2 separate regions of the Homo sapiens genome follow, and region 2 is linked to region 1. A link is an interaction called in ENCODE POLR2A ChIA-PET data of the cell type or tissue named here. Cell type or tissue: HepG2. All regions are shown on one strand. Each heading gives the region's core, and the rest is flanking DNA. Links, peaks and the distances in the headings are about the cores only. Region 1 overlaps ENPP7 (ectonucleotide pyrophosphatase/phosphodiesterase 7). Region 2 holds the start of LOC124904071 (a long non-coding RNA gene).

Region 1 (14,618 bases), core at 3,285-11,284:
CATAAGCCACCATGCCCGGCTAAGTACTTTGTTCCTTTTCATGGCCAAATAGTATTCCATTATATAGATAGACCACATTTTGTTTGTCCATTCATCTTTGATGGACATTTGTTTTGTTTCTACCTTTTGGTGAGTGTGAATGATGCTGCTTGTTACATCTGTGTGCAAGTTTTTGTTTGAACACCTGCTGTCAAGTATTTTGGGTGTATACCCATGAGTGTAATTGCTGAGTCATATGTTTACACAGGAAATTTTAAATTTAAATTATGACTCAAATATTGATATTTCCAGATATGGTTTAATTCTAAAAGAGTTTACTTGATGAGCATTTTAAAAGACATTGGTTACTATTTTTAAAAGTTTGAGACTGGGCGCGGTTACTGTTTTTAAAAGTTTGAGACTGGGCGCGGTGGCTCACTCATGCCTGTCATCCCAGCACTTTGGGAGGCCGAGGTGGGTGGATCATCTGAGGTCAGGAGTTCAAGACCAGCCTGATAGTGAAACCCCGTCTCTACTAAAAATACAAAAATTAGCCAGGCATGATGGTGTGTGCCTGTAGTTCCAGCTACTCAGGAGGCTGAGGCAGGAGAATCGCTTGAACCTGGGAGGTGGAAGTTGCAGTGAGCCAAGATCATGCCACTGCACTCCGGCCTGGGCAACAAGAGCGAAACTCCATCTCAAAAAAAAAAAGTTTGAATAAATTATTCAAATAATTTCAATAATTCAATAAATTATTCCATGTGTAACTTACTGAGGAATTGTCAGAATTCGCATGGAAGCTGCATCGTCTTACACTCCAGCCTGCCATCTCTGAGGGCTGCAACATTTCTACCTCCTTACCAACACTTGTTATTTTCTTTTTTTTAAAAAAAATAAAAAGTTCTAGCCATCCTAGGGGGTGTGCTGTGGCATTAATTTACTTTTCTCTAACGATGGGTGGTGGGGGTGTCATCTTTCCTGGGCTGTTGGGCGTTTGCACCGCCTCCCTTGCTTGTTATCAGCTGTGGACAGTGGACAGGTCACTCTCCTCCCCTAAACCTCAGTTTCTTCTTCTGTCCAAAAAGGAACTGGCCTAGGGTCATGGCCTCCAAGTGTCTTCACCCACATGGCCTGGAAAATAATTTAAAAAAATAATAGCCCTTGACACCTTTTAAGATTGACAGCTACCATTTTTCCACCATGAAGTTTACATGGTTGCAAAGTATGTGATTTCCAGTGTACTGTAAATTTTGGCATTTAAAAAAATAAAACTGCTGTTCTCTCTATAGAAGCCAAAGCTGACATTTTATCCTGCTTCCAATATCATTGAAGAAGTCACAGTTCTTCAGTTGAAACCAAAAATCACAGAGTCCCCAAATTATAAAACCTTAACTACTTCCTGTGGACCTGGACTCTACAATAACAAGAATTTTAGCTGTGACTTTTGCTTTTCCAAGCCGGTGTCCTAGCTTTTAGGATTAGCATAATCACGTGAGGAAGCTGCCGCTAACCACCAGAGACAGAGGAATGTACATTTACTAACCTTGATTCTCTTGGGAATTTTTTTTCCCTTTAAATACTTGTTGGATTTTTGTATTTGGTGAGTCAGTCCTTCTGAAGTCTGGCTCCTTTGCAAGAAAGCTTTTTTTTTCTAAGTGCAATCTGCCTCCAGTTTTCCTTGGGCAATCCTTTTAAGTGTATCCAATGAAATAGAAATAAGGTAGCAATGTGACCCAATAAAAGGGCAGGTTCTTTTTGATCCTTTTCTTCTTTACCTCTGGGTTCTGTTTCATTTCTTCTCCAAAACCTTATTGTAATAAAAAATATTTTTATGTTTGAAAGTAATTCACTGCTCACCCAAGCATATGTCTGCAACAAGAACAGGCACATCAGTTATTCAAACTTTAAAAAATATTAACCTATGTCTCAAAAATGCTCATCAAAGTAAATTCTTTTAGAATTAGACCAGGTCTAGAAATATCAATATTTGAACCATAATTTAGATTTAAAATATTTTATTTCCTGTGACTCTAAGGCTCTCAGTATTTAAAAAATTTATTCTGGATTGAATATTAAATTGAATTGTTAAATTGATCAAACCAGCATAAATATATTAAAATTGCAGTATATGTTTATTATATACATAAAAGTTAAATTTTTGTTGGACTGCATCTCTTAATGAGATGGGTGGGATTGTATTTTTTCCCAATGGTTCAGATGTCATTGGATAAATATTATTTCTTATCTGGGACAGAGCCCAGAATCAATTCCAAACCTGTTTTTATTTTGATGGGCTTGGACCGTGAGAAAACTCATTTACGTAAATTGATCCGTGGTGATGGACAGTTCTCTTAGGGTTATGTCTCTCCACTGTTTGAACCTCTTCAGACATTGAAGCCAAAAGTCACACAGTGATCTGTCACCAAAACCAAAGCCAAAAACACAGCCTGATTGGGTTCTCCAGGCGCCAGGAGAGACTGGGGCCTTCGGGGATCGCTTTCCCGGCTCCGCGGGTGCGCGAGGGGCCCGGGTCCCTGCCCCGCCCCAGAGGTGCCCCATCCCTCCTCCAACCCCACAGGATGGAAGGGCGATCTCTTCCAGGGCGCGGTCCGGGCTAGGCACGGAGGCATCCCGGGGATGGGGGTCCCGAGGCCCAGTCCCTCCCTCGCCCTTGCGGGACCGCACCGCCGGCGGCCCAGGCGCGGGCACCCCTGACCTGGGCGGGTTGCGCGTTGGCTGCGCCGCGCCCTGGGATGCGGTACTCAGGCGCTCCGGGCGGCGGGGGGCGCGCAAGGCCCGGCGAGGGGCGGAGGGCCCGGGGGACTGCGCTGACCGTTCCTTCGCGGGGTGCGGGGCTGGAGCCCACCGCGCTCCCGGAGGCCGTCGGGCACCCAGGGTGCCCCGCAGGGCCCGGCCGCGGAGAGGGCAAAGACGTGGCAGCCGGCGAGGGGGAGGGGGCGGCACTAGCCTGCTGCGCGTGCGCCGACCCGGGTGCGACCCCCGCCGCCCGCCCTACCCGCTACGGCCCACCCCGAGGGCCTGTTCCCATCGCTTGTTCACCCGCGTCGGGGTCCCGAGTGGGTGTGTGGGGTGCGTGTGTTATGTGGCGTGTACAGGGCTGCAGCGTGTGCAGTGTGGGTGAAGGGTGTTGTTCGGGCGCGTGTGGGGTGTGTGGCTGCTTGTGGCATGAGGTGGTGCACACGGTGCCAGGTGTGTGCAGTGTGTGCGTGTGTGTTGTGTTGTGTGTCTGTGTCTGGGTGGGGGGATGGGGTGGCAAGCGCATGAGTGTGCCTGTGAGTGTGCCGGTGTGCAGCGTGCGTGGATGCCCGTCGCACATGTGCAGTGTGTGTGGCGCGTGTGCGGGATGCCGGTGTCCCGGTCCCGCCTGAGCCCCAGCTCTCGGCTTCTTGGACTGCGGTGGTGGCGGCGGTGGCGCCGGATCCGAGGAGCGCAGCGCCGCGCGTCACCATGGCAACAGATGCTCCTGCAGCCCCCGCGCCGCTGCGGTGGGGAGGGGGCCCTGCGCACCTCAGAAGGCGGGCGTGGGGGAGGGGAGGCTGCTCGTCCCAAAGAAGCCCGCGGAGGAACTGGGCTGCCCCAGCACGCACCCCTGGGAATCCTCCCTCGCCTTGACATCCCTCCTGGTGGGGCGCCGGGGCAGGGGTCGGGACGCGGTGCCCTCCTCGGTCCCTGCTGCTTGCCCGGGGAACCCGGGGACCTCACTCGGGTCCTCTGCCGGCCTGGAGCTGGGGACAGAGTAATTCCTGCTGTTTCTTTCCCCTGAGAGTCCCCCGCGCCAGGTGTTTGCAGCTCCTAGGTCGGAAGCCTCAGGCGTGGTTATTGGCTCTTAGGATCGGCTTGTGGGAGATGAACCCGCCCATACTAAAGATGGGGAGCCCAGGCCTTAAGGAGCCCAGGACGGCATCGCGAACAGACTTGTCGGTTACATGAACCTACAGGTTCTCCTGTTCCGACCCGGGACACAAGAAAAGGCTTATGGTGAACCAAGGAAGTCCCTGCCTTTGACAGAGGCCGGACGTCAGTGCAGAGGAGAGAATCTGGGCCCGTGCTCCCTGCATTCTGGAAAGAAAGGGCTTGTTTGCATAAGCAAGCAGCGCCTCTCTGGGAAGGAGCTGGCCAGGCCCCACTGGGATTGAGCCTGGAGGTGCCTGTGCTCCCCTCCCTCCTCTGCCCAGTTCCTGGCCCAGGGGTGGTGCTGCCTTTTCATCCGTTTAACCTGAGGAGGATGGGCAGGACCAGCTTTCACTCCCTCATGCATTCATTTATCCATAACCTTTATCAGGTGCAGCGATTCTGGAGTGTCTGGCCCAGGCCAGCAGCAGCGGAATCACGCAGGCTCTGGTCAGAAATGCAGAGTCTCAGGCCCACCCTAGACCTTCAGGTTAAGGAGTGTGGGAGTGGATGTGCCTGTGCCCCCCGCGCCCCAGATCTCACAAGGTGATTCTGAGGCTTGCTCAGATTTGGAAATCACTGATCCACGGTGGTCTTTGTGCTAGGGATGGGACTATTGATCCCTTCCCTCAGGGGATCCCTTCCCTCAGGGGATCCCTCCCCACCTCCCCGGAAAAACCTGGCCCTGAGGGTTCCAGTTCTCCTCTCTGAACTACCAGGGCTCACTTGGGGGTCCATCTAAGACTTCAGCAAACAAGTATCCTTGATCACTATCTCAAGGCTGGGTCTGAGCAGGACTGAAGCTTTTTCAGAGAAGAATGAGGAGGAGGAGGAGAGGGAGGAGGTGGAGGAACAGAAGGGAGTTCTCAATTCTCACTGCTTCAAAAGGTGCCTGAGGAAGTGAGGAAGGCTTCCAGGAGTGTTGAGGGGCCCAAGAGCGCCGCCTCCTGGTGACAGTATACAGAGCTGACTCCACTGGGGAGGGGCTGCCTAACCAAGCTGGCTTTCACTTTTCTTTTCTTTTCTTTTCTGTTTTTTTTTTTTTTTTTTTTTTTTTTTTTTTTTTTTTTTTTTTTTTAGACAGAGTTTTGCTCTTGTCACCCAGGCTGGAGTGCAGTGGCGCGATCTTGGCTCACTGCAACCTCCGCCTCCCAGGTTCAAGTGATTCTCCTGCTGTAGCCTCCCGAGTAGCTGGCATTACAGGCACCCACAACCACGCCCAGCTAATGTTTGTATTTTTAGTAGAGATGAGGTTTCATCACGTTGGCCAGGCTGATCTCAAACTCCTGACCTCTGGTGATCCCTCTTTCACCATGTTGGCCAGGCTGGTCTTGAACTCCTGACCTCTGGTGATCCACCTGCTTCGGCCTCCCAAAGTGCTGGGATTGCAGGAGTGAGCCACCATGCCTGTCCCCAAGCCTGCTTTCTGTGTCCCAGTGGTATGACCTGCCTTGCAAGAACCACCCCAGTCAGTACCTGGATGTTTTGTGTGTTACTGCTAGCACCTGGACTGGCTAAATTCAGAGAAAGATCTGGGTTGACAGGTTTGTGTGGATGATGTGTCTGTGTGACTCGTCCCCAGTCAGCTCCAAGTGGCTCCAATATGCAGTGCACGGCTTTGTGTCACCTGTGGTTTTCTTCCGAGTCTGTTTCAGTTGGGCCGATGGTAAAATGAGCTTTGCATAGTCAATTGCAAGGTCGGTGTTGAGCAGTTCTGAACTTGGTCATCTGATAGCCCGGGAAACACCGTGCATTAGGCAGGGAAAACTGGGGGGAATCTTTGGATGCTGTCCATGGGAGGCCAGTGCTACTCTCCAGAAACTTCTTGGGCTGGCCACATGGTTGGTGGGCAGAGGAGGCAGGCCAGAGCCTGATGACCCCCAGCAGGTTTGCCGTTGGCCAACCTCTTGTATATAGTTTGTCATGTCCCCCAGCCACCTTCATTATTACTTAGTCAACATTTCTCTTTGAATCAGCTCATTCTTTGTTACTTAATATGATTTTTTCTTGAGACAGTGTCTTGCTCTGTTGCCCAGGCTGGAGTGCAGTGGTACGATCTCGGCTGACTGCAACCTCTCATGCTCAAGCGATCCTCTCACCTCAGCCTCCTGAGTAGCTGGGACTACAGGCATGCACCACCACACTTGGCTAATTTTAAAACTTTTTGTAGAGACAAGGTCTCATTATATTGCCCAGGCTGGTCTTGAACTCCTGGGCTCAAGCGATCCTCCTGCCTCAGCCTCTCACCGTGCTGGGATTGCAGGCATGTGCCTTTGTGCCCGGCTAATTTAATTTTTTAAAAGACTCTTTTGGCTGGGTGCAGTAGCTTACTGCCTGTAATCCCAGCACTTTGGGAGGCCAAAGTGGGTGGATCACTTGAGGTCAGGATTTGGAGACCAGCGTGAAACCCCATGTCTACTAAAAATACAGATATTAGCTGGGCATGCTGATAATTACAGGTGGCAGGCACCTGTAGTCCTAGCTACTTGGGAGGCTAAGGCAGGAGGATCACCTGAGCCTGGAAAGTGGAGATTGCAGTGAGCTGAGATCACGCCACTGCACTTCAGCCTGAGTGACAGAGTAAGACTGTCTCAAAGAAAAAAAAAAAAAAGACTTTTTTAAGGACCATGAAGAGATCCCTTAAATTAGGCCAGGCATGGTGGCTCATGCCTGTAATCCCAGCACTTTGGGAGGCCGAGGTGGGCGGATCACCTGAGGTCAGGAGTTTGAGACAAGCCTGGCCAACATGCTGAAACTCTGTCTCTACTAAAGATACAAACATTAGCTGGGCATGGTGGCACATGACACGCCTGCAATCCCAGCTACTCGGGAGGCTGAGGCAGGAGAATTGCTTGAACCCAGGAGGCGGAGGTTGCAGTGAGCCAAGATTGCACCATTGCACTCCAGCCTGGGCAACAAGAGTGAAACTGTCTCAAAAAAAAAATCGCTTAAATTAATTTTAAAAAGGAAAAAGAAAAAAAACAGATGTCAATGAAAAATGAGTAGCACTAACCAAAAATTGAAGGTGATTATAAAAACAAACACAAGGCAAATCAAGCTGTGGCAACCGTCCATCCTATGCTGTTGCTTGGCTGCTGGAGCTCTGAGCCTGGTGCCTCTCTTCATGTCACAGAAGACACCTGTTAGGGGTGGGATTATGGACCAGAGACGTTCTGCTAGAGAAGCAAGAAGGCTTGGAGGTGAGTCTATAAGAGTGAATGACTTTCTCACAATTTGATACAAGGTAATTGCTGCCCTGTCTCTTCCTAACACCCAGGTCTTCCATGTAGCAGGCCCTGTTCGCAGCTGTTTGTGAATATTAACTCATGTTATCACTGAGACCACCCTATGAGACAGGTCCTGCCACTGGTCCTGGATTTACAGAGGAGGACAGGCCCAGAGAGGTTAGCAACTTGCCCAGGGCCACAGAGCAGGTGTTGGAGAGGGGGAGCTGGATTTGAACTGGGACTGTGCTGCTCAAGGTGGCACCCCTCACATTTGACACCTAGGGCTGCACAGATAGGAAAATCAGCCCCCCATGCGTGCAGCCAGGCCTCAGCCCCCATGCTCCTGACACCGGAAGCTCCATCAGCGAGTGCTCGGCCAGCCACCAGGACTCTCTTGGTGATGCCTTTGTTACACCAGACATCTGGAGCAATGGAATACTGAATGTGAGACAGACTTGGTTATTTTCCTGTCTCTCTTCTTTCTTTCTCCTCTCTGTTTCTTTTCTTCTTCTGTGGATGAGGCAATTCTCACAGCTCTGGTTGGCCCAGTCCCTGCAACGCTGATGAACAGGGCTGAGCAAATGTGGTGGTGGTGGTGGGGGGCTCAGAGGAAGGCAGGGCTTCTCTTGGAGACTGGGCAGTGGCAGTGCCGGCACTGTGAGCGCTCACCACTCCGAGGACGTGGATGTGGACTCTACCTGGTCTCCTCTGGCCAGGTGGGGCAGGCTGAGGTGGGCTGAGACTGGAATTGGGCCTGTCCAGGGAGGGTCCCCCCCTCCCCTCCCCAGCCCAGCCACAGAGCCAGAGCTTGTGCAGGTGGGTGGCTGGCCTGGGTGTCATGGGGTGTGGCTGCAGGCACTGGCATGGGGACCGGGGCAGTCCTTCCAGGAAGAACAATTGGATTGTGGGGCAGGGGGCCCACAGGCCAGGCCAAAGTCCAGGCTCTTCAGGCTGAGGCAGGACTTCAGCCCCAGGCAGCCAATCAGGCTGCTGCAGAGAGCAGGCTGGAATGGGCCCTGGAGACTCCATGGAGCTGAAGCAGGAGACCCGGGGTGGGGGCTAGGGGCTGCGGGCTTTGGAGGCAGGGAAATAGGCAGATCTGACAAACTCAGACTTCAAAGACTGTGTCTCCTGGTGTCCCAGCTGGTTTACTATGCAGGGTGGCACTGACAAACCCAGCACCTCCCAGGGCAGGATTTTAATCCTCCCAGGGGCTGCCATCCTTGAGCACCTGCTTGGGGCCAGCCTCTGTGCCAGCCTCCCCGCAATGTGTCCACCTTACTCTCAGGTACCCCAGGGAGGCAGGCATGGTCCTCATTATCCCACTTTTTCAGATGAGGAAACTGAGGCTGGGGAGGGTCAACTGCTTTGCCAATGCCACAGCATCTGGGTGGGGGGCCAGGGCTGGAACATGAGTTTATCTGACTCCAAAGCCTATGCTCTTAATGCACAGGAGAATAGGTGTGGAAGGGTCCCTCGGCTCCTGGCCACGGCCACCCCAGTCCTGTGTCAGAGCCAATCCACGCGACTTTCTTTGCGGTGTTTCCGCCTGGTTTAACGTGATTTCTTGCTGAGCACCGTGGCTTATAGATGCTGCTTCCCTATCGTTCACAAAAAGCCTCCTCATGCCTTCCCCCCTTCCTTTTAGGAAACTCACCCCTTTTCCAGGACTGGCCAGCCGTCCAACCAGGGCCCACCCCTAACGAGAATGGAGGGGTCCCTGGGGCTTGTGAAGCCTGGCAAGGAGTTAGAAATTTATCCCACGCTGGGGTCAATGGTGGGACCGTCGGGAAACCGGCAGGCTTTAGGGAAAAGTCTCCCCCGTGCTGACTGTCGCGGCTTGGCCTTTATTCCCATGGGTGCTTTGTGCCGGGGCGGGCCCCTCCCAGCTGACCGAGGCCGGGTCTGCAGGTTCCAGCGCCCGCAGAGCTCCCGCGCGCCCCCGCGTGGCTGCAGACGGCAGCGCCGCTTCGGGAGCGGGTTTTGCAGGAGGAGGGGGCCCGAAGGGGAGGAGCAGGAGCAGGGGCAGGGGCAGGGGGCCGGTTATGGGACCGGCTCGCCGGGGGCTCTGGACCTGGGCTGCGAGGCTTATTACCAGCACCATAACAGCCAAGCAGGGGTTGGCGCTGCCGGGGACAGTGGCATGCAGCCTCTGGCCTGGGATAAGCTGGGGAGGCAGGGTCCGTCCGCGACCAGCAGAGCATCGCAGCGAGACAGCCGGCCCAGGGCCTGCGGGCAGCTCCCGGCGGCTTCCTGGAAGAGCAAGCAGCACGCGTTGGTCTGGGAGGAGAGGATGGGGCAGGCTGAGGGCAGGTCTGGTGGGACAGGTGAAGCAGCGGTGCGGCTGGACTGGGAGGGAGGGGTCGTGGGAAACAGGATGGTGGGCTGGGGGAGGGGGGGCGGCAGGCAGTGGAAGGGGGCGGCCCTACCAGGCTGCGCTGAGAAGGGCCTGTGTAGGGATTCCTGGGAGGGCACAGGTGCGGGGCAGGTGTGGACATGGGGGTGGCGTGCTGATGTCAGGCTTCAGACCCTTCTCCCAGGGCTGGGAGGGGAGGGGTGGGCACTGTCCCAGGCCTGGCTGGCAGTGTGCGGATCCCAGGAGGCAGAAGAGCTTCCCCTAGTCTTCTGCCCGCTTTTCTGGCTGGGGAAGGAGGACTCTGTAAAGTCAGGGCAAGGACTGCGTCCGTTCCACAATGTGCCTTTAACTGGCCACATGTACTTTCAACACTAGCTTCAGAGGAAAGAAATGGGCCCAAGGGACTGGGCCCAGTGGCTCATGCCTGTAATCCCAGCTTTTTGGGAGGCCAAGGCTGGAGGATCGCTTGAGGCCAGGAGTTTGAGACCAGCCTGGGCAACATAGCTTGCTTTTCTTTTTTTAAATTAAAAATTAAAAAATTAGTTGGGCATGGTGGTGCACACCTGTAGTCTCAGCTACTCAGGAGGCTGAGATGGGAGGATTGCTTGAGCCCAGGAGGTCGAGGCTGCAGTGAGCTGTGATTGCACCACTGCACTCCAGCCTGGGCAACACAGTGAGAATCTGTGTAAAAAAGAAAAGAAAAGAAAAGAAAAGAAGCTAGCCACAGAAGACAGCCTAGTTCCAAATGGACTTTACCAGGCTGTGATGAAAACTTCGGACCCCCCAGCTCTTAGCAACCTGCTCAGCCCAGCAGATGCTGCTTGTGAAAGATGATTCTGCGGGCTTCTTCCCTACTTTGTGTTCGGTGACCTCACGTTGGTAGCTTGAAATGGGCCATGGTGGGAGTATTCACGCCGCAGAAATGGGTAAGGGCCAACAGCAGGGCTTTTTGAGGGGGATCTGGAGAGCAGGTTTGCTGGGACGCCACCGTGGCTGCTCCTCTGGGGAAAAGCCGTGTGAGAATATGCAGAGTCACATGATCTTTGATTTTCTGTGCTTCAATTTCCTTGTGTGTGAGTCTGAATAATGACTTTTTCTGAGTCCCTCTCTTGGTTAATGTGGAGAACAAATGGTTGTGGACTCTAGCGCCATGGAAACCTTATCACTTCCCTGCCTAGTGCTGGAAGACTTGCTTCAGGACCCAAGCCCCTGAGCACAGAGAGGCAGGCGTTGTGGCTGAAAGTACTCGGGACCAGGACCTTAAAACTGGCATTTACACACCACCAGCCACTCTTTGGTGCCCTTGGACCAGTCAGCTAACGCCTCTGGGTTCCAGCATCCTCGTCTGCCTGAGGGGTTCGGGCTGAAGGGTCCTCTGGTCCCCTTCCGGATGTGACATTTGGCATGAATGGTCCTCCCCACCACACACATCTCCACATTCCTACTTCTCTAAACCCTAAACCCGCTCCTTTCTCTTTCATTGATTTATTTTGTAGAGACAAGGTCTCACTCTTGCCCATGGTGGAGTGCAGTGGCAGGAACAAGGCTCACTGCAGCCTCCACCTCCCGGGCTCCAGCGATCCTCCCACCTCAGTCTCCCTGCCAGTAGCTGGGATTACAGGCACGCACCACCATGCCCAGCTAATTAAAAAAAAATTTCCTACAGAGACGGGGTCTAACTATATTGCCAAGGCTGGTCTTGAACTCCTGGGCTCAAGCGATCCTCCTGCGTCGGCCTCTGGAAGTACTGGGGTTCCAGGCGGAAGCCACCGCACCTGGCCTCATTCCCCTCTTGACCCATGACAAGCTCTTGGCTTTTCCTGTCTCACCAGCCCCGCCTTCTCAGTGAGTGGTGTGGTCACCATCTCTTCTCAGTCCACTCCTTCTGGCTGGGGGCTTTCATTGAGTCCCATAGCTTGTGTTGACAAGTCTCAAATTTAAATTGCCAGACTAAACTGCATCCCTGGCTGTGGACTCATCTGCACAACCTGTGCCCAGGAACAGCTGCACGTGGCCGCGTCGCCGGCATTGAGGCTGATCACGGCCGAAACAAGTCTCGGCCCCCCCGACTCCTGTCCCCAACAGTTTAGCATGTCAGCAAGTGGCTCAGGACCCAAGCATTGGACCCATCTTTCATTTTTGCATTTTCTTCACCCTCCCACATAATCTGTCCACAAACCTCGAATGTCGTGCCTCTTAAAGGTATTTGGAATCTGTGCACATTGCAGCTTCTCCACCCCGCCACTGGAATGTCCGGCTGGGTCCTGCAGCCACCTCCAAACTGGCCACTTCCTGCTCCCGTTTCTGTCCCCGGCCCAGCAGTGGGAGCCACTCATTTAATCATCAACCTCAGACCCTGTGTAACCTCAGCTTGGGGCTCCCCGCTGTGCATCCCACAACCTCCTGCCTTGGGGCTGTGGTCAGCTCCTGTTAGAGCCTCGCTCTGTGCCAACCTGCAGGCACACTGGCCTTCTGTCTCATCCCAAACACGCCGAACCTGTCCCACCGCGGGCCTGTCCCTGGCTCTTTCCCCTGCCTGGTGTGTCTGGCTTCTTCTGGTGTGTCTGTCATTCTGGTTTTCTCCCTAAATCCACCTTCTCAGAGAGGCCATTCCAGGCCGGGCAAATGACAAGGTCGCGCCTGCCTCGTCCCTGCCTGTGGCCGTCTCTTCTTTGCCATCACAAGCATCTGAGCACTCTGTGCGTGGATTCATTTGCTTTTGTGTTCTCTGCTTTCTTGCACCTTTAAATGACAGGTCCTGGACTGTCTTGTTCGCTGCATATCCTGAGCCCAGACCAGAGCGTGGCATGGAGCTGGCTCCCGTTACATATTTTCGGGATGAATGAATGACTTTCTTCTGCTTGGCCTAGGAGGCTGTGGCTGCACAGACAGACAAGGGAGCACTGTCCTCGGAGGCTCCCGGGGAGTTCCAGGAACACAGCCCCGGAGCTCTCCTCCCAAACGCACCCCATGCGTGTCCTTGGAGGTGGGCTTCCAGAGAGTTCCAGGAACGCAGCCCCGGAGCTCTCCTCCCAAATGCACCCCACGCGTGTCCTTGGAGGTGGGCTTCCAGAGAGTTCCAGGAACGCAGCCCCAGAGCTCTCCTCCTAAATGCACCCCACGCGTGTCCTCAGAGGTGGGCTTCCAGAGAGTTCCAGGAATATAGCCCTGGTGCTCTCCTACCAAACACACCTCATGCGTGTCCTAGGAGGCTCCTGGAGAGTTCCAGGAACACAGCCCCAGAGCTCTCCTCCCAAATGCACCGCAGGTGACGGTTTCCGAGCTATCCCAGTGGAGCACAGAGATGGCAGGAAGGAGGGGAGGCAGCAGCTCTGGCCAGAGGCTGAGGGAGTTCTGGCTTTTGGGGGAGGGTGGGAATTCTGGCCACTGGTCCGGGTGGTCTGCTCTGGAAAGACCTCCTCCAAGCCCAGAGCAGAGAGGCTGGAAGGGTCAGCCTCGGGATCTCAGGGGTGATGGCCTCTCTGGGGCAGCCAGGTCAGTGGGAGTCACCTGCTTGGCGGGGCCTGGCAGCTCTGTTCTGGTTGCCTAGGACTGTAGCTGGGACATCAGGGTGGAGGGTCAGGGAGCGTGGGGCCACCCTCCCGCCTCTGCCTTCTGGGTCTCTGACCTTGAGCCATGGGGCGTTATGCGACCTCAGACAGAAGAATCACGGTCCCCAGCAGTCCCATCACGAGGAGGGGCCTGCTGCTGGGCGGGAGAGCAGATCTTCCCTTGGGCAGGAGAGTAGGCCTTCCATCAGGCGGAAGAGCAGATTCTAAGGAAAGCCAGAGGACCTGTGAGGGAGAGAGGGATGGCTCCTCACCCCAGCCTCTCCACAGTAAACTCGGGGTCCTCTGTTGGTCCCCACGAGCCCCTCCTTCCTCTTTCACCGCCCCCTTGGTCCCATGGCCTTTGTCCACCACGGCCCTTCATAGCCCTGCTCAGTAGAGCCCACCCCTCTCCAGCCAGGCCCCCGCCGGGGTCGCCACCTTGTCAGTTTCCAGGTGGCCTTTGTCCCCAAGATGGGGCAGGTTCCAGTGGGGAGGTGTGTGTGTGGGAGGCTGATACAGGAAGATTCCAGAAAGGAGGCCCTCAGGTTGCTGTGGTGGGGAGTGGGGAGTGGGGATCCAGCAGCCAGGAGGTGGGCTCTGCACAGCAGGCCCGCCTGGGCCACCCTCGCTCCCTCCAGCCCCTTCTTGAGCAAGACTGCCCACTCCTCCCCCTCGCCCTCTCGTGCCGCCCGAGATGCATGAGGTGCTCGTGAGAGGTCACGTGTTGTGGGAATGTGAGAGATTCTGGTGTTCTCCAAAGCCAGGGGAGGTGGCCCCACTTGGGGCTCAAGGGTGTCCTGGTCACAGGCATGCAGGCACCCTCGTGTGCACACGTGTACACACCAGAGCAGGCGGGGATTTGGGGCACCCTGCCCTCACCTGTGTGCAGCATGGGCAGCAGAGTAGCTAGGTGCCCATCGTTGGCCTCGGGCACGATGCCCAGCAGCCGGCACATGAGCTCGTACACGTGGACGCTCTCAAAGGGCTCCACCTCCAGGCCCGCCCTGAAGCTAGGGCCCACAGCGCGGAAGATGGTCTTCATGTCCATGTCCTTGTTGTCAAAGCCGTGCTCCCCATTGTTGAACTGGACGTTAATTCTCTGCCGGGGAGCGGGCAAGGGTCCTGGGTCCTTGCTGGGAGCAACAGACCCTCTCCGCCTACCCTATCCACCCTATGAACACCCCCTTAGGAAGGAGCACCAACGTGAGGGCTGGAGGGGTTCCAAGACTCAGTTTCCCCGAATTCTGAGCCTCCAAAGATCAGTCACCCTAAAGAGTGAAGTTCAGGGAAGGTCCAGTTAAATGAACGGAGACCAGACCCTGAGTAAATGGGAGTGGAGCGGGCAGCTCCAGGCTTCGGGGCCTGCCGCCTGTGCGGTGTTGAACGCTGCCTCCCATCGGTCACTTCCTTTCCGGGGATGTCTGCTCCCTAATCTGTGCTTCGCTTCCGGCTCAGCATCCCTGTGCTGTCTGCTGAGGGGAGGTTGGGCTCCTGACTCTTTCCTACCTCTTCCATGTCACCCTTGGGGCTGGACTTCTACACTTTACCCTGGACACGTAGGACGCACACACACACACACACACACACACACAC
Region 2 (14,618 bases), core at 2,907-10,906, 67 kb before region 1:
CTGCTCTAATTCTTCCCCACCTTCCTGCTCCACCTGCAGTCTCTCCAGGCTCTGGAGGGCTCCCACTAAAACTGTCCCAGAGGGCTTTCCATCCCTTCAGTTACTATCAGCTCCCAGTGGCTGGTGACTGAGGCTAAGTTCTTTCTTCTTTCTGGTCGTTGGTATTTTGTCCCCTTCTTTCTTCCGCTGCTGCCCTAGGAAGGTGTCTGGGCTATCCCAGTAACTGGGGGAGGTTTTGTGAGCTGCTTCTAGTAAGGGATCTCGGCTATCCCAGTACCGAGGGAAGCTGCGTGCACAGGCAGAAGGAGCTCACTTTTACTCTCTGCCCAGAAACCCAATCCCAGGTTGATGTCTCTTGTCTTATCTTGAGATCTCCAAGAAGAAGAGGAGGTGGATGGGGCACAGTTGCCCACTCTCAGAGGCACTGGTTTCCCTTCTGCTGCTACCTCCAGGCTGGTGATGCATGGGACCTTCTCGGCACCTTTTTCATACCAGCCTGGGTGCAGGACCTAGAACAGTGCCAGGAATTGAGGAACATTTGGAGCATGAAATGAAGTTTTCCATAATCAGGATGGCAACGGGGACTGTGGGACATGACCACCGACATGGAAACCAAAGGGCCTCCTTCCCACCGCTTTTGTAATGTGGCACCTACCAAGCACCAGGCAGTTGGTGTTATTTCAGAGTTCTCACCATGGCCCCATAGTGCAGACAAGGAAATGGAGGCCTGGAGGAATGAAGGCCAGAACTGGGATTCAAACCCAGGCATGGGCCATACATCCATTTGGTTCCTTCCCTGAAAATTCGGCATCTGGGAGGTAGAGGACCTAGATGTCATTCAGGTCAACCTCCCACCTAAGCAGGAATTCCCTCCCAGAAGGGCTCCCCTGCCTATGGGGTGACCCCCAGCCCTCACTCTGCGGGGGCACGTTAAACGGGGCCTGTACCAGCTCTGGGCTCCTACTCAACTCCCCTCAACACCTGCAGAAAGGAGACCAGCTCTGCCCCGCATGGGGTAAAAAGCAGTGTCTTTTCTTGTTTTTCTCACTATCCTGGCACCCCCACCTGCTTTTAAAAACCTTTCAACCTGGCCTAGAAGGAATAAGCAAGCCATTAGACCCCTTGTGCGGAGGCAGATGCGCCTCCCCCCTGCCTCCCCACCGCAGTACCTCCTCCGCAAGGTTCCTCCGCAAGGTACCTCCGCAGTACCTTGTGCGGAGACAGTACCTCCTCCTCTCCGCAGGTTAACTACGGGGAAGAAGAACCGTAAAGGAGTAGGGATGGATCGGAAGCTCAAACCAGGAGGAGTGGGCTGGTCTGGGAGGACTCCCAGCACAGCACCGACACTGCCAGTGGGTGCTGACGGCTCCACTCTCCTCTCCCAAAAAAGCGAGATGGGGTGAGAAGGGGCGGGGTTCCGGGGGGGAGCGCACCCCGCGCACCTTGGCCCTGCTGACTCCGCAAAGCCGGCCCCACGTGTCCCAGCCGGGCACCAGGAGTCGCAGGGGCCGCCTGACCGAGCCCTGAGAGCGGCGCCCCTCCAGCGGCCGCGCCTGCCAGCCCTCCCGCGACCCTCGGCCGGGCCCCGCGCCACCGGCCATTTTCTCCCCTCGGCTCGGCGGCCGCCAAAGCGCAGACCCGCACAGGGGCCGAGACGGCAGCCCGGCGGCCACGCACGAGCCTGTGCCATCCCAGAGCCGTCACCACGTGGCGGGTGGCACCCGGGCACTGGACCCTGCCCTCCAGGTGGTTCTCATGGACAAGGCGGCTGGCTGGACGTGGGGGCGCAGTCGCTTTCTTGCAGCGACCAGGTGAATTGCCCTTGACGCCTTGGAAACCCGTGCGCGGGTGGCTGCGGGGGAACGTGCCTACCCGCCCACCGCAGTCGGGCAGCTGAAGCCGGGCGCCGATGCCAGCTGTTCCCCTCCTGTCCCGCCCGCGGTCCCCTCGAGGCCGGCCTGGGGCTCCCCGGGCGCTGTTCTGGGACCTCGAGCAGTCGCCCCTGCGGGCCTGGCCGCCTTTTCCGCGGCCCGCCATTCGATTCCGGGCTCAGCTCGGTGGCACAGCCCGGCTGTAAGCAACCCCAGGGCGGCACGGGGCCGGGTGCAGAAGGCGGCTCTGCGCCAGGTCGGCAGGGGACAGGCGACCCCGGCCCTGGAGCGGAGCATCCGACCGTCCGTTTCGCAATGTGGGGACACGGGGCGGGGAGCGGCCTGGAGGCCCCGGGCGCGCGGGCGGGAGCGTCGCTTGGACGCCGGCCTTCTGGGCAGAGCCATTCATCGCAGGGCGGCCGAGGCGGCGGCCGAGCCTGGCTCACCGCACCATGGAAGCTGGCCGGCCGCCGCCCGGGGAGGCTTGGGAAATGGGCGAAGTGGTCAGACTGGTTTCCGGAGCCGGGCTCGGAATCCACGCGGACTGGCAGACGTTGGTGGGGGAGGACCGAACCCCGAGGGTGGCGGTGGAGGGTCCTTTCCCGACCCTAGCAGGCGACCCCGCAGAGTGGAGGCGGGGGGACGGCAGGCATCCGGTCGGGGAAACCCCGTTTTCAGGTGTGGACCAGCAGACTGGCCGCTCCCCACCCCCATCCCCCAGGTGCCCGCGCCCCTCCCGCCGCCGCCGGGCTCCCCGAGGTTGGCCAAGTGTACTTGGAGGAGTGAGCTCCCGACCCACCAGTGAGCCTGGGCTTTGATCTCCGCATCTGAAAGAAATGGGGGTGGGGTGAAGAGGCAGCTCTGCCACAAGCCTTAGGAATGGCCTTACCCCATCACGTCCCCCTCCCAATCTCAGTTTCCTCATCTCCCACTGTCTCTTCCGGCCGGACGCTCCTGGGAGTCTAGGTAGACTGGGGCACGAGGACTCCTAGGGTCGGTCTCAGGAGGAGGAAGGCGGCAGAGCTGGTGGCCACGTGCTCCCCTGGGGGTCGAGCTGTCCCCAGGAAATACGATCGGTTGTTGTGGACAGGACCTTGGATGCTCCCATCCCAATGCCAGGCCTGAGGACTTGGAGACAGGAAAATGGAATCATTGGGGAGCAAATTTCCTATCAAGGAGTGGCATGCTTGATAACATAGGCTGCTAGGCACCGGGTTCTCGGTGTTTCTGGGCTGAGGAAGAGGTGCCTCACTCCCCACACAGCAGCCCAGGGCCTAGGTCCCGAGTTCCTGTGTAGGAGCGTCGAGGGAAAGGACCGAGAGGGCTGGGGGATTGAGGCGATAGTGCTCCCATCTGAGAGAATGGAGTGCCCAATTTTCCCGGTTTCAGCAGCTGCTGGGCGGGGGGGCGGGGGGGGGTCTCGAGAGCCGCCCACGCTGCCGTCTTTCTTGCGGTTCTTCCGTGGGAAAATTGGCGCGTGGGGCTGGCCCTAGGAGGGGGCGATGGGGGCTCTAGGGCTAGTGACCCCCCCAACCCCATCAGAAGAGAGAAGGAACCCAGAGCTAGAAAAAGTCCCCAGCCCTCATCTGTGCCGCGCCTGTGGGAACCCCTACTCCTTCCAGCAACCAGGGTGGGCTGGTGCTGGGGCTTGGGCGCGGGTCCAGTCTGGCGATCGGGAGTGGAAGGGGGGGTCCCGGCCGGCCCTCTGGGGCTGGGTGAGTGGTCGCCGCATGCAGAGCCCCCCTTGGGGCGAGGGGGGGCGCGCCGGCCCCCGGGAGGGGCGGGGCGAGGGTGCGGGCCTCGGGGGCCCCCAGGCCGCGCAGCCCGGGTGGGCTGCAGGGGCCCCCGCCGGCCCGGGGCGGGCTTTGTCTGCGGCAGCTCCGCTTTGGGAAGGCGCCAGCCGGGGTACAAGATGGCGGGGAAAGGGTGGGATCGCAGGCGCTCGCCACGCGGAGCGGCCCCGCTCTGCCTGCAATGCAGCAGGGGGAGGGGCGGGGGCACCGGCGACAGCGCCCGCCCGCCCCCCTCCGGCCGCCGGGCGCCCCCCCGCCGGTGACCCCGCGCCCGCCGCCCCCGCCGCCTCTGTCTGGCGGCTGCAGCCTCCGCCTCACTCCGCAGAGCCCCGGCCGCGGCAGCTGCAGAAAATGGCTGCCAAAGCGGCGCCAGTCGCCACGCTGCCCCGGCGGGGGCGGGCGCCGCAGCCCCCAGCCCCGCTCTCGGTGCCCGCCCGGGGACGCTCGGCCGGGCGCAGGGACCCTCCCGGGGGAGCGGGCGGGGGCGGCCGCGGGGCGAGCGGGGGAGGGGCGGTTACCTGCGGGCAGAGGGGGCACGGGGTGGGGGCGGCCGGGGACTGCGCAGGAAGGGCGCGCTCGGTCTGTCCCCACCCCCACCCCGGTGCCCGGTGCCCTCGCGAGGTCGCGGCGCTCCGGTGGGGAAATGTTAATGGGGTGTTGACCTCGGTGACCGTGTGTCGCTCCCACCCATTTAGAAATCAGTCTCCCCCACACCCTCTGGCGTTGGAGCTGGGCGGGCTAGCCCCGATGCTCCCCGCAGAAAAATTAAAAAAATAACAAATAACAAAGCTGTGTGCGTGCTGACTACAGACGAGCCAAGCCCGGAACTCCGCGGAGAAGATCCGGGTGGATCCTCGGGCGCCATAAACCGCAGCCACCACCGTAGCTCAGCAGGTGCCGAGCGCCCACCCTCCTCTCGGCGGGGAGCCGCTCTGCGACCCCCTCCTCGGCCCCGCCGAGAGCCATCCGCGCCGAAGAGGCGCCGGCGGCCACCCCGCCGCTCCCCAGCACCCGGGCCCGAGCACCCTTCTCCGGGCGCCAAGGGGAGCTCAGGGTGAACTGGACACCCGGCCTGGGGCATGGGCTCAGGGCAGGGCCCGGGGGCGCACCAGGGCAGGGGACGAAATCGCCCCAGGAGCTCCAGGACTGAGACTGCTGAGAAATAAACGAAAAGTGCGCACAGAGGACTGGTGGGTGGGGTTGGACTCCGGAGTTGGGACCCCTTGGCACAGCCGCGTGGGTTCGTACCCCCACTTCCCCAACCCAAAGGAACCCAGGCCCCAGCGGGCCGGGCCGGCCGGGGAGAGGTGTGCCTGTAGACTTGGTGCTTTATTTTTCCCTTTCTGCAAGTTTCTCTCTCATCCCTCTCCGCCAGCTGCGTTCTCGACTCTTCTGATTTCACCACCAGCGCCTGGAAAATTCAAATTCAGTGTATAAGAGGGCAGGGGCCAGGGACCAGGAGCCAACAGGTCAGGAAAAGGGGTTTCCAGATTCGGGAGCGCTTCTGCTCCTGGGGTTTAAGAACAGAGAAGAAAAGGCGCATTTGAGACACGTCCCTGTGCAGAGAGAAGTCGGGGGACATCCGGGGGTCCGCATTCCCCCTCCCCCACCTGGGCGGAGGAATCCATGTACCTAAGCACGCAGAAACTTGAAGATGGGGATCTATTATAAATGACCTGGCTAAATGGGCGTGGGGAGAGCGGGTCAGGGATGGTGTACTTCGGGGGCACCAAGAGGCAGCACCCGGGTATCCATGGATTTTCCAGGACCTGAAGAGGTCTCAATGGCAGAGGTCCGGCGCTGGGCGAAAACCCAGGCAAACTCTCCGCCCCAAGGGCACTCCCCAGTCCCTAGTCTGGAGGGAAACAGCTTTCTTCTGGGCAAAACACCGCGGCAGCGAATCTCAGCTAAGGTCAGGGAGGGATACATGCTGGCACCAAGGGCTGCCGCCGCCGCAGCGCTTCCTTCCGCAGAAACAGCAAGGAGGAGGCGGCCGAAGCTAACTCGATCCAGCAGGCAGCGCCCTCCCCAATCTAGCACCCTCGTTCCCTGGCAGTGCCCGCTTCCACCACCTTCCTCTGGTAGGGACCAGGTTAGGGAATTTGAGATTTTGAAGAGAAGGAGGACGAGGGTAAGGGAGGATGCCCAAGACGGGCGGAGGTCGCGCTGGTCATCGCGCCCTGGTCCCCATCCCCCACTCTAGCTGGCCCTCCCACGCGACCCCCACCTGCGCGGTGTTCCAGGCGCAGGCTGCCCAGCAGGGGGCATCGCCGGGCGCCTCCCGCAGGCGGCAGCCCTAGAGGCGAGCTCGGTCACAGGCACAGTCCCTAAGGGCACTAGGGTGTCCATTGTCTTAGCGGTTCCCTTTGGGTGAACTCAGGACAGGAGTGGGTCCCCGAGAGGATGGCTCTGGCCCCCACGGCGTCGCCAGAACACGCGCGCCGGAACCGTGACAGCCCCAGAGGGGTCAGCCGGACACCTGTGCATGCGTGCGCGTGCGCGCGCCTCGGCGGGTTGGGGAGGGGGCGAGGGGCGCCCCCGAATCCGCAGTGCCCTTTCTGCCTGAGTTTGAGGCGATCGAGAGCCTTATCCCCAGAGGAATAGCTACGCCTTCTCTCTTCGCCCGCTCCCATCCCGCGGGTGGGCCCGGCGCTGGGCACCTGACCAACAACCCGCAGCCACCGCTCCACTGCATTCTGCCTGGAAACCCCAGAGTGGTTCTCCTAGTGCATTTTTCTCCCCGCACGCAGGGGTTTTTTTTTCCTCAACAATTGGCAGGTTTTTAAAGTAACCTTTAAATGAGACATCGATTTACCATTATTATGATTGCATTCAGAAATCCAGCCCGAAGGGACACCCTGGGAGATGCTAATTTGGAGGTATCTAGGGCTGTTTATGATTTAGCACTTCCCTAGCCTCGGAAGCACATTTCTTTTGCAGCTAATTGCTCTGATTATCTAGGGGGGAGGTGGCGGAGGGGGGTGGGGGGGGGCGGTCTCGGACTGTTCCCAGAGCCCCGTGCGTGCACGCAGTGAACCTGATGCTGCAGCGGCTACTGCGGCAGCGACACACTCTCACACACACACACACACACGCACACACACACACACGCACAGACACACACGCACACAAGCTCCCCTCCCGCATCCGGGCCTTCCCGCTCCTCCGCCGTTGCTCGCCGGGTTTGGGGAGGGGGTGCGTGGGGTGGGAGTGGGAGCGTGCGCGGAGCGGGAGAGGACAGGCCAAGCGGCCACGGGAGAAGAATGACAACGAGGCAAAGGGAGGAGGAAGGCCGCGGGAAGAAAAATTGGGGAGAGGGTACAGGCAAAAAGGGGGGTTAAGCAACGAAGGGGGTGCGGAGGCGAGGAGCGGAGATACCCGGGGAGAAAGAAAGGGAGGGGGCGGGGAGCGGGCGGGGGCGGCTGGCTGGTTTCCACTCGTGAGAGCCGGTTGCCGAGAGACGCGCGGGCCAATGAGCGCGCACCAGCTCAGCCCGGCGCCCGCCGCGTGCCCTTATATGGTGCGGCCGCTCGGCGGGCGCTCGCGCACATCGCCATATAAGGGCAGGAACCTAAATACAGGCTATACCTTGTTCTCCGCTCGCCCGGCCGCGGCCCCGGCGATCGATGAGCGCGCCGCCGAGCGGGCTGCGGCGCGCGGGCCCCGGGAGCCGGCGGGGAGGGGGCCGCGGCGGCCGTTCAGCCCGGGCCAGATGTGGCCGGCGCAATGGCTGCCCGGCCAGCTGCAGCGCTCGGAAGGTGCCACTCGCCGCCGCCGCGCTCCCCATCCTTTCCCTCTCCCCCTGCCCCCCCATTTGGAGGTGCAAATGCAGATGAACCGGGATTGAAATCTAATTGCTTTTGTTTAAAAAAATGTGAGCCAGTCCGTGTTGAGTTTGAGCAGACGCCTGGGATCCCGGCAAACCAAGCAGAACGCCTGGGGGAGAGAAGGGGAAAAGCCCTAGGGTCTGGGCGGGGGGCGGGGGCCGGGGGGAGGCGCCGGTAGAGTGCTGCGTGGAGCCTCAGCGCCAGGAGGCCGGGAACAGTGGCCACGAGGACCCACTGGCTCTGTGCCCTGGAGGCGCGGGCGGCCTGGAGCCAGCCAGGTGGTGGAAGGGAGAGGTGAGAGGTGTCGCTGTCACACCTTTCTTCTCTGTCGCTGTGCCAGCCCTGCTCCTGACGGCAGGCTGCAAGAGGCTGGGGGGATAGGGGACAGGCCCCCCAGCTCGGAAGATTGAAGCCATCAGGGCCGGATCTGGGCAAGGAAGGAGTCATCTCAGGGATTCTCTGCCAGAGGGGCGGTGGGTCCTGGGTGAAGCCTCCTGAGATCCTGGTCTCCTTGGTCAGATTGACGCCTGCCTGTGCTGGTGACCTCAGTGTCCGTCTCGAACAGGACGCCCCACTTGCTTTCCCTCTCCCCACTTCTGGCTGGTCTGTTTGCCCACGGAAGAGGAGTCTGAGCTGCCCCTGCAAGGGTCTGGACGGTGAAAGTGGCCCCAGGATGTCCAGGGAGTGTGGAGGGGCCTCTCTGGCTAGGACACGTGGTGCACTGACCCAGTTCTCTCACGCAGCCTGGTGGCAAGGCGACTTGGTGCAGGTGTATGCTGTTGTAGACCTAGTGGTAGCCCGCCTAGCACCCCCACCAGGTGCACAGTGAGGCCTTTACCTCCCACGGGTGGCAGAAGGCAGGAGAGACCCCCGACACCCACAGGCCCCAAGGCCTCACCGGTGGATGGCACGGAAGAAGCTTATGCACCTGGAGCAGTGGCCCCTAATATGGAGAGGACTGTCCCTCAGCACATACCCATCGCCCCTCAGGTGTCCTTCTCCGCGCAGTTTAGACTGTGATTGTGTCAACCTTGCCTCGGCTCGCCAGTGCCTGGAGATGCTGACAAGAGAGCCTCTTTCTCCAAGGAGGCCATTTCCAGTAGCATGATGCCACCTATAGAATGTACCTGGAATTAGTCTGAGCTGCAGCCTTGCTGCCAGCAGTGTGGGGCTGGAGGGAGGAGCACACCTTAGATTGTTCCTCGCCAGAGTTGAGCCTGGAATGGTAGCCTAGTCACACAGGCCTTCCCCTGGAGTCCTCCTCTTGCCACCCTGTGTCTCCTAGTAGGTATTTGGTAGCTCTGGGCCTGGCATCATTGGGAAAATGGTGGCCAGTACCCGGTGTATCTGGGACAGGAATCTGCCACTCCTACTAGGAGTCCCTAGCTTCTTGGGCAGGCACAAACTCCAGGGTTCTGTGTACTGCCCTGGGCATGTGCATCAGTGGTCAGCACTCAACAGTCAACAAGTATTTCCAAAAGGTTCAGGAAAACCCTCATATGCCTACACGAATGATCTCGAGGTGTCGAACATGGAGACCAGACTGGCGGCCCCAAGGCTGCCTGCTCCGAATGCTGGTTTTGCAGGGAGAAAGAGAGAGACTTGTCCAAGGTAACCCAGTTAGCCAGGGGCAGAGCAAGCCTGGATTTCATTCCCAATCCACTGTTTTATGCATTATGCAGGTGCATCTCAGCAGCAGCCCAGGCATGGGCTTCTGTGTCAATGTGGCTTGTCAATCCTGGAACCCAGGAGCCCTAGCATGGGGACTTGAAACTGACTACCATTGATCTCAGCCAGTCCTACTCCCTGAGCAGCTGGACAGAGGCTGGAAAAGCCAGTGGGTCTCTGGTCTCAGGCTGCTAAGCTCCTGGTCCCGCCAAAGGCTGGGATTGGCCATAGCCAGTGACATTGCCACAGGCTGCTCTTCATGCCAAGCTCCAAACCCTAGCGCAGCACAGCCATGCCCGGCTCCCCTAGGTGCCTGGTTCCACACCAGCAAGAGCTACCCTGAAGCTTCCCCTTAGGCTCCTCAACTCTTGGGTGACAGATTTAGGTTGAGCTCTGTCCTGTGACTTAACTTGGTCATTAACAAGTTACTTAACCCTCTGAGCCTGTGTCTTCATCTTTAAATGGAGCCTCCCTCTAAGGGTTGTGATGAGGAATAGAAGCAGAGTCCCGTAAACCTCCAGCACAAAGCCTGGCTCAGAGCAGCCCTCACTCAGCGGATGGTGGCTACATCTGTCCACTCCCAGCACTCTGGTACACCCTCTTGTGCCAGGCTAGATACCAATGGGATACAAACACCATAACACATCATGTCCATTTGAGCCACTGTAGAAACAGGTATTCCCAGCACTCCCTCGCAGATGCCGTGATGAGTGGTTGGTGGGTATCAGATCCAACCCCCTTCCTGCCCTTGCACACTTTCTTCCAGTCCTGCCTAGCTCCACCCTCTGCCCTGCCCTGCCCCCTGTGACAATCCAGGGCCCTGCAACCCTTCACACACCACTTCCCAGGGCATCCTTGGAACTGCCATGTAGACAGCCCCAGAAACTTTCCTTCCAGGGAAGGGGATGCGTGAACCCACAGAAGCTGCGGAAGAAACCGAGCCTAGGACTCCTTTCTCATCTTGGAAAAACAGCAAGTGTGTGTGTGTGTGTGTGTGTGTGTGTGTGTGTAGTATGGAGTCCTGCTTTCCTGGGATCCTGTGGGTCCATTACAGATGCCTGTCATAGCAACAAAATGGGAAAGAACTGGCCCATTCTGCAGGTGGGACCACTGATTTCCAGGAGAGAGACCTGATCTTGTGGTGCAAGCACGTGAGGCACTTCCCCAGATTCCACTGGCCACTAGTCCCACGATTTGAAGGGACGGGCAGTCAGTGTTGAGAGAGGCAGCTGGTGAGGCACCTGGGTTAGACTGCAGGTGCCGAAGGACCCAACAGGAGCTGTGGGAGAAAGTGACTCAGTCTTGCCCTGTCTTGCCGTGGCAAATCATCTCCCCCAACATCCACTCCTGTCTTTCTCCCCTTTTCTTTCCCTACACTCGATGCCCTCACTCTGGGAACGACATCTCTGTGATCTCTGCCAGCGATGGCCCCACCTGCTCCTGAAGACCCTCGACTCCCCCATGCCCACCTGTGCCCACCTTCTTCATTTCGGCTGGACACCACTGCACACCAGACTTGTGCAAAGTGAGGGTCAGACTTGGGGATATGCTCTTAGATGTTCCCGACTCCTGAGAGGGACCTGTACCCACCCCGCTGTCCCTCACTGGGGAGCTGTAAGACCACTCCAAGGCTGAAGCCCAGTGTCCTGCACCCCTATCCAGTGGACACCCTTCCCATTGCTCAGGCCCTTCCAGGCTGAATGGCGCCCCCCTCAAGAGGAGAGGTCCAACCCCTCCCCTCAGCTTGGGACAGAGTGGGGGTGGGGTAGAGAGGACAGTTCCCCAAGGGACTGCCCACCCCCATCCCAGAGCTCGTATAATGCCTGGAGCAGGCTGGAGAATGAGGTCCGCCAGAGATCCTGTCTTGCAGACCTAAGAAAAGGTTTCAGGGAACAGAAGAATTGGTAACCCCTGCAGGCCTCCCTGCTGGCCACTTCCTCTTCTATTCATCCCAGGTCCTCCCTACTCTCCAAAAGGGAGAAACTGAGGGAGAAACCTGGGACTGAATGGAAGGCCTGGAATCCCAACTCCCCCTGAGGTTTTTGGCTGGGAAAATACCTGGGGACAGCTGGAGTCTTCGGGTATCCTGGGGCGCCCCTCCCCCAGAGCGCCCCCTTCCCCTAGGGAAACTTTGATCTCTCTCTCGCTCTGTCTCTCTCTCTCTCTCTCTCTCTCTCTCTCTCTCTCTCTCTCACACACACACACACACACACAGGCACACACACACACGAACACACACACATTGGAAAGGAGATGATACCTCTAAAGTCAGGCTGCACCGTCGGGGTGGTGTAAAAAAGTTAGAGACTGCCTCAAAAGGGCAGTGGGAATGACCGCAAAGGGAAGAGGAAGGAGATAAAATGAGGCCTATCCCTCCCAACCCAGCAGCCCGGCTCTCCAGAGACACTCCCTTTTCCAGGCCCTACAGTCCCTTGGCACCCTCCTCCCTTCCCACCAATACAGCATCTGAAGGTGTCACTGAGATCTTCCACCCATTTTTCCTCCCCCTACCCATCTCACCCACAGGTTGCTCTACTCACAGCAATTCCTTCCTAGGCTTCCTCCTGTAACCCTGAACTATTTAAAAGCTCATTTTAAAAAAGAACTTAAGACTGATACCAAACTTCTTAGTTGCAAGCCTGAACTGTGGGCACCTTCTCATTAAACGTAAAACCTGCATCTTTTCCAAGAGAGAGGACGTTCTTGTCCGTAGAGGGGTGACGGGAGGTGCTGCAGAGCCCTTTTGAGCTCCTCTCACTCTCTGCTCTGTGACTGCAAAAGTGAGAATGGTGCCCTCGGAGGAAACACGTTTTACTGCAAAAATTGTCTGGAGCCCGGAATTGCCCTGAAAGTGGCCCTGCAATTACAATTCTGGTCCAAATTCATTTACCATATTTATTTGTGGATTTTCTCCTCCCACTCCTCTGCGTATTAAAAAAGATCAAGAAGATTTTTTAATGTATAAAAGATGTTTCCTCCACTTAAGGCACCCCACCGCCACCCACGCACCCCTTTATTCTGCTTTGAATTCAACGACTTCTGCTGTCTCGGTGGCTGAGGCGACCATCCCAGAGCAAGGAAGTGCTCTGTCTTGATCTGTTCAAAGGGTGCGGAACTGAGTCCCTGGAAGGTCCGGACCCAGACCCCGGAGCTGGTTTGCAGGACACCCCTTTAATCCTCAGTAGGCTGCCAATCTACCCTCTCCACACCCCAACACATTGAACATCTGCCCCCAATACCCCAGCCACAGTCCATGTCTCTGCCTCGAGGGCCACCGAACCTCCCAGGATGGATGGGGCGATGGTGGGGGTATCTGCTGGGACTTCCACGGTGGCTTACCCCTTCATCCGTTTGGCCAAAAAGTAAGCTCTGAGGTTGAAACTAGAAAAATACAGAAACTCAGCGTGAACATCACATTTCCACTGCTTTAAACTTTCTCTCTCCTTGGTCCTGGTCAGGAACCCTACACCCTCTGCTAAACCGGCTTTTCTTGCCATAAGCCTCCTCTGTTTTTAGGATCTCAAGGACTAGCTGAAGAAAATTAATTTTGCCTCTGATTGCTGTGTTATTCTAGATAAGCCATTATTATGCAAATGAGGGAGTGCGGCTCTCAGGATGAATAAGACGGTGCCGGTAGCGGCGCGGGACAGCCCCAGATGTTTGCATAATTACTTCTGCCCCAACTTCGAGAGTGCAAAATGTCAAGGGAGGAAGTTGTGCGGGTAAATACGGTACCATGTTCCCTGAATTTGATTTCCTACAGAAGGGCGGGGAAACCGATCGGAGGCTTCAGCTGCAGAGAGAAAAGGCATCACGGCTCCCGGGCCGACGGTGTCCCGGCCGAGTGGCCGTCTGCGTCCGCCCCCACGATGCTGAGCCACCCCTCGGCCCAGGGCGGCCGGAGAGAGCAAGGTCCCGCCCGGGTAGCGAGGCGCTTGCGCGGGCACAGAGCAGCAGCTTGGCCCCACGCTTTCCGGCAGCCCCGGAACCGGCAACACGGCTTCTGGGCGTGCGCGGAGCCGCCGCGCTCTGGCCGCGGAGCCTCGACGCCAGCCGAGCCCCTTCGTGTCCCAGACGGCGCCTCCTCCCGGGGCAACGGCTAGGGGTGCACCGAGGAAGCCCTGTACCGGGGCTGCGAGGAAAGGCGTCGACCACAGTGGAGGACGCCGAGGCTTCGCCCAGAACCTCGCCGGCACCGTCGCGTTTTCTCGGTCAGCTCCCAAACGTCTGCCCTCGGGTTTGCCGCCCGCGTGGCCCACTCTTGCGGAGGGTAGGCGGCCCGGCAGACGCCTCTGTTCCCCGAGGTTCTGCGAGAGGCCCCAGACTGGCCTCCGCAGCTTGTGCCTTCTCGAATGACCCGGCAGGCCCTGCACTTAGGATTTTCTGATCTCTAAAAGGGGAAGCTGGACTGTGGCTCTTGGCGTTAACAATCTCGCAAGGGAACGGCACCGGCTGAGAGACTCCCACTTTGGAACTGACTTGAGGTCCCGACGTCCCAGCAAAAAAGTCACTTCAATTCCTTCTGCATGGGGGTGGGGTAGGAAATGAAAAAACGGGAAGCGCCAGGCGGAGTCCGAGGAGTCCCTGGAGCTTCCCTGGGACTCTGGAGAGCCGCGTGTGGTCCAGGAGGAGGCGGGAGGACTGTGGCACCCAGCATCGCTGGAGGCAGAAGTGCCCACCCTGGCGGAGCTCCGGCTCAAGGGAGCCCAGGAGGTCCAGCTGCCTCTCTGCGCCCAGGCTCTGGTGCCACCATTCCTTGACTCGCCCAGCCTCTCCCCGTGTTTTCCCGTGGGAGGGTTGGTGCTCCCCGCCTTTCTCATGAGCTGGGTCACGGGAGGAGGGGCGCTCATCAACCGTGGCTCGTAACCGCCAGGCCAAGCCTGTCAGTGCAGGCAGAATCTGGGGTCAAACTCTCCACTCGGGGTATCTGGAACCACAGGCTGCTCACGCGTTGAGCCAGGGCCCGGGGTGATGCGAGAACAGAGTCAGCGCGCCCCGGGCATCTCCAGGCAGGGGTTGGGGCTGGAGGTTTCTGATAACGTCCTGCTCTCGGACGGGACTCCAAGGCCTTGATCTCTAGGCCGCTCACTTGTCCCGGGCTGCTCTGCCGCCACACCCTGCCGGCCTCCCCTCGCCTCTCGCAGTCCCCGCCCCTGGCTGTGCCTAGTCCGTCCCGTCTGAGCCCCTTCTCCCCAGACCGTGAGAACTGAGCGCCCAGACCCAAGGACTCCCGGACTCCTTCCAGGTTGCGGTTGTCCGGCCCAACTCTGGACCGCCTCTTTCTGCTCCCCAAGGGCGCCTGGGGCTCCTAGGAATGGGTCTCACAAGCAGCACCAGCGAGCAGTCCGGGGATTGGGTGTGCGTGTGATGGGGGGGCGCGTGGGGGGGGGGCGGAAATGGGGCCGGCCCGCGGCGCGCATGCGTGCTGGTTCGGGCGCTGTGCGCGTGCTCCAGCGGCA

Evidence for each region. Peaks named below come from ENCODE experiments on the same cell type or tissue, not always from the same donor. Only the 100,000 strongest peaks of a DNase experiment are listed, where the experiment ranks them.
Region 2: POLR2A ChIA-PET joins it to region 1 with 13 read pairs; 16 of 35 experiments call an interaction of 5 or more read pairs at or near these places.

The regions. Positions count from the first base shown.
Region 1 is chr17:79,736,547-79,751,164 of GRCh38, reverse strand. ENPP7 (ectonucleotide pyrophosphatase/phosphodiesterase 7) reads right to left here. Exons shown (of 6, transcript NM_178543.5): 4 at 13,905-14,124; 5 at 13,103-13,249; 6 at 8,946-9,371. The coding sequence ends at 13,119. Among named protein-coding and RNA genes, the nearest start is that of ENPP7, 13 kb to the right of the region's middle. RefSeq lists an enhancer at 2,539-3,478 and a silencer at 9,033-9,202. In HepG2, for the core only: CTCF peaks have their summits at 4,835 (motif pointing left) and 9,052 (motif pointing left); DNase peaks (open chromatin) are centred at 4,824, 8,064 and 9,034; H3K4me3 peaks cover 1,846 bases; H3K27me3 peaks cover 1,793 bases.
Region 2 is chr17:79,802,836-79,817,453 of GRCh38, reverse strand. It overlaps LOC124904071 (a long non-coding RNA gene), which reads right to left and starts at 8,857. Exons shown (of 2, transcript XR_007065928.1): 1 at 8,468-8,857; 2 at 4,975-5,075. RefSeq lists silencers at 5,703-5,882, 6,983-7,102, 7,303-7,382, 13,062-13,161 and enhancers at 5,792-6,317, 8,192-8,321. In HepG2, for the core only: CTCF peaks have their summits at 5,931 (motif pointing right), 8,235 and 8,594; DNase peaks (open chromatin) are centred at 5,983, 7,193, 8,223 and 8,593; H3K4me3 peaks cover 926 bases; H3K27me3 peaks cover 5,790 bases.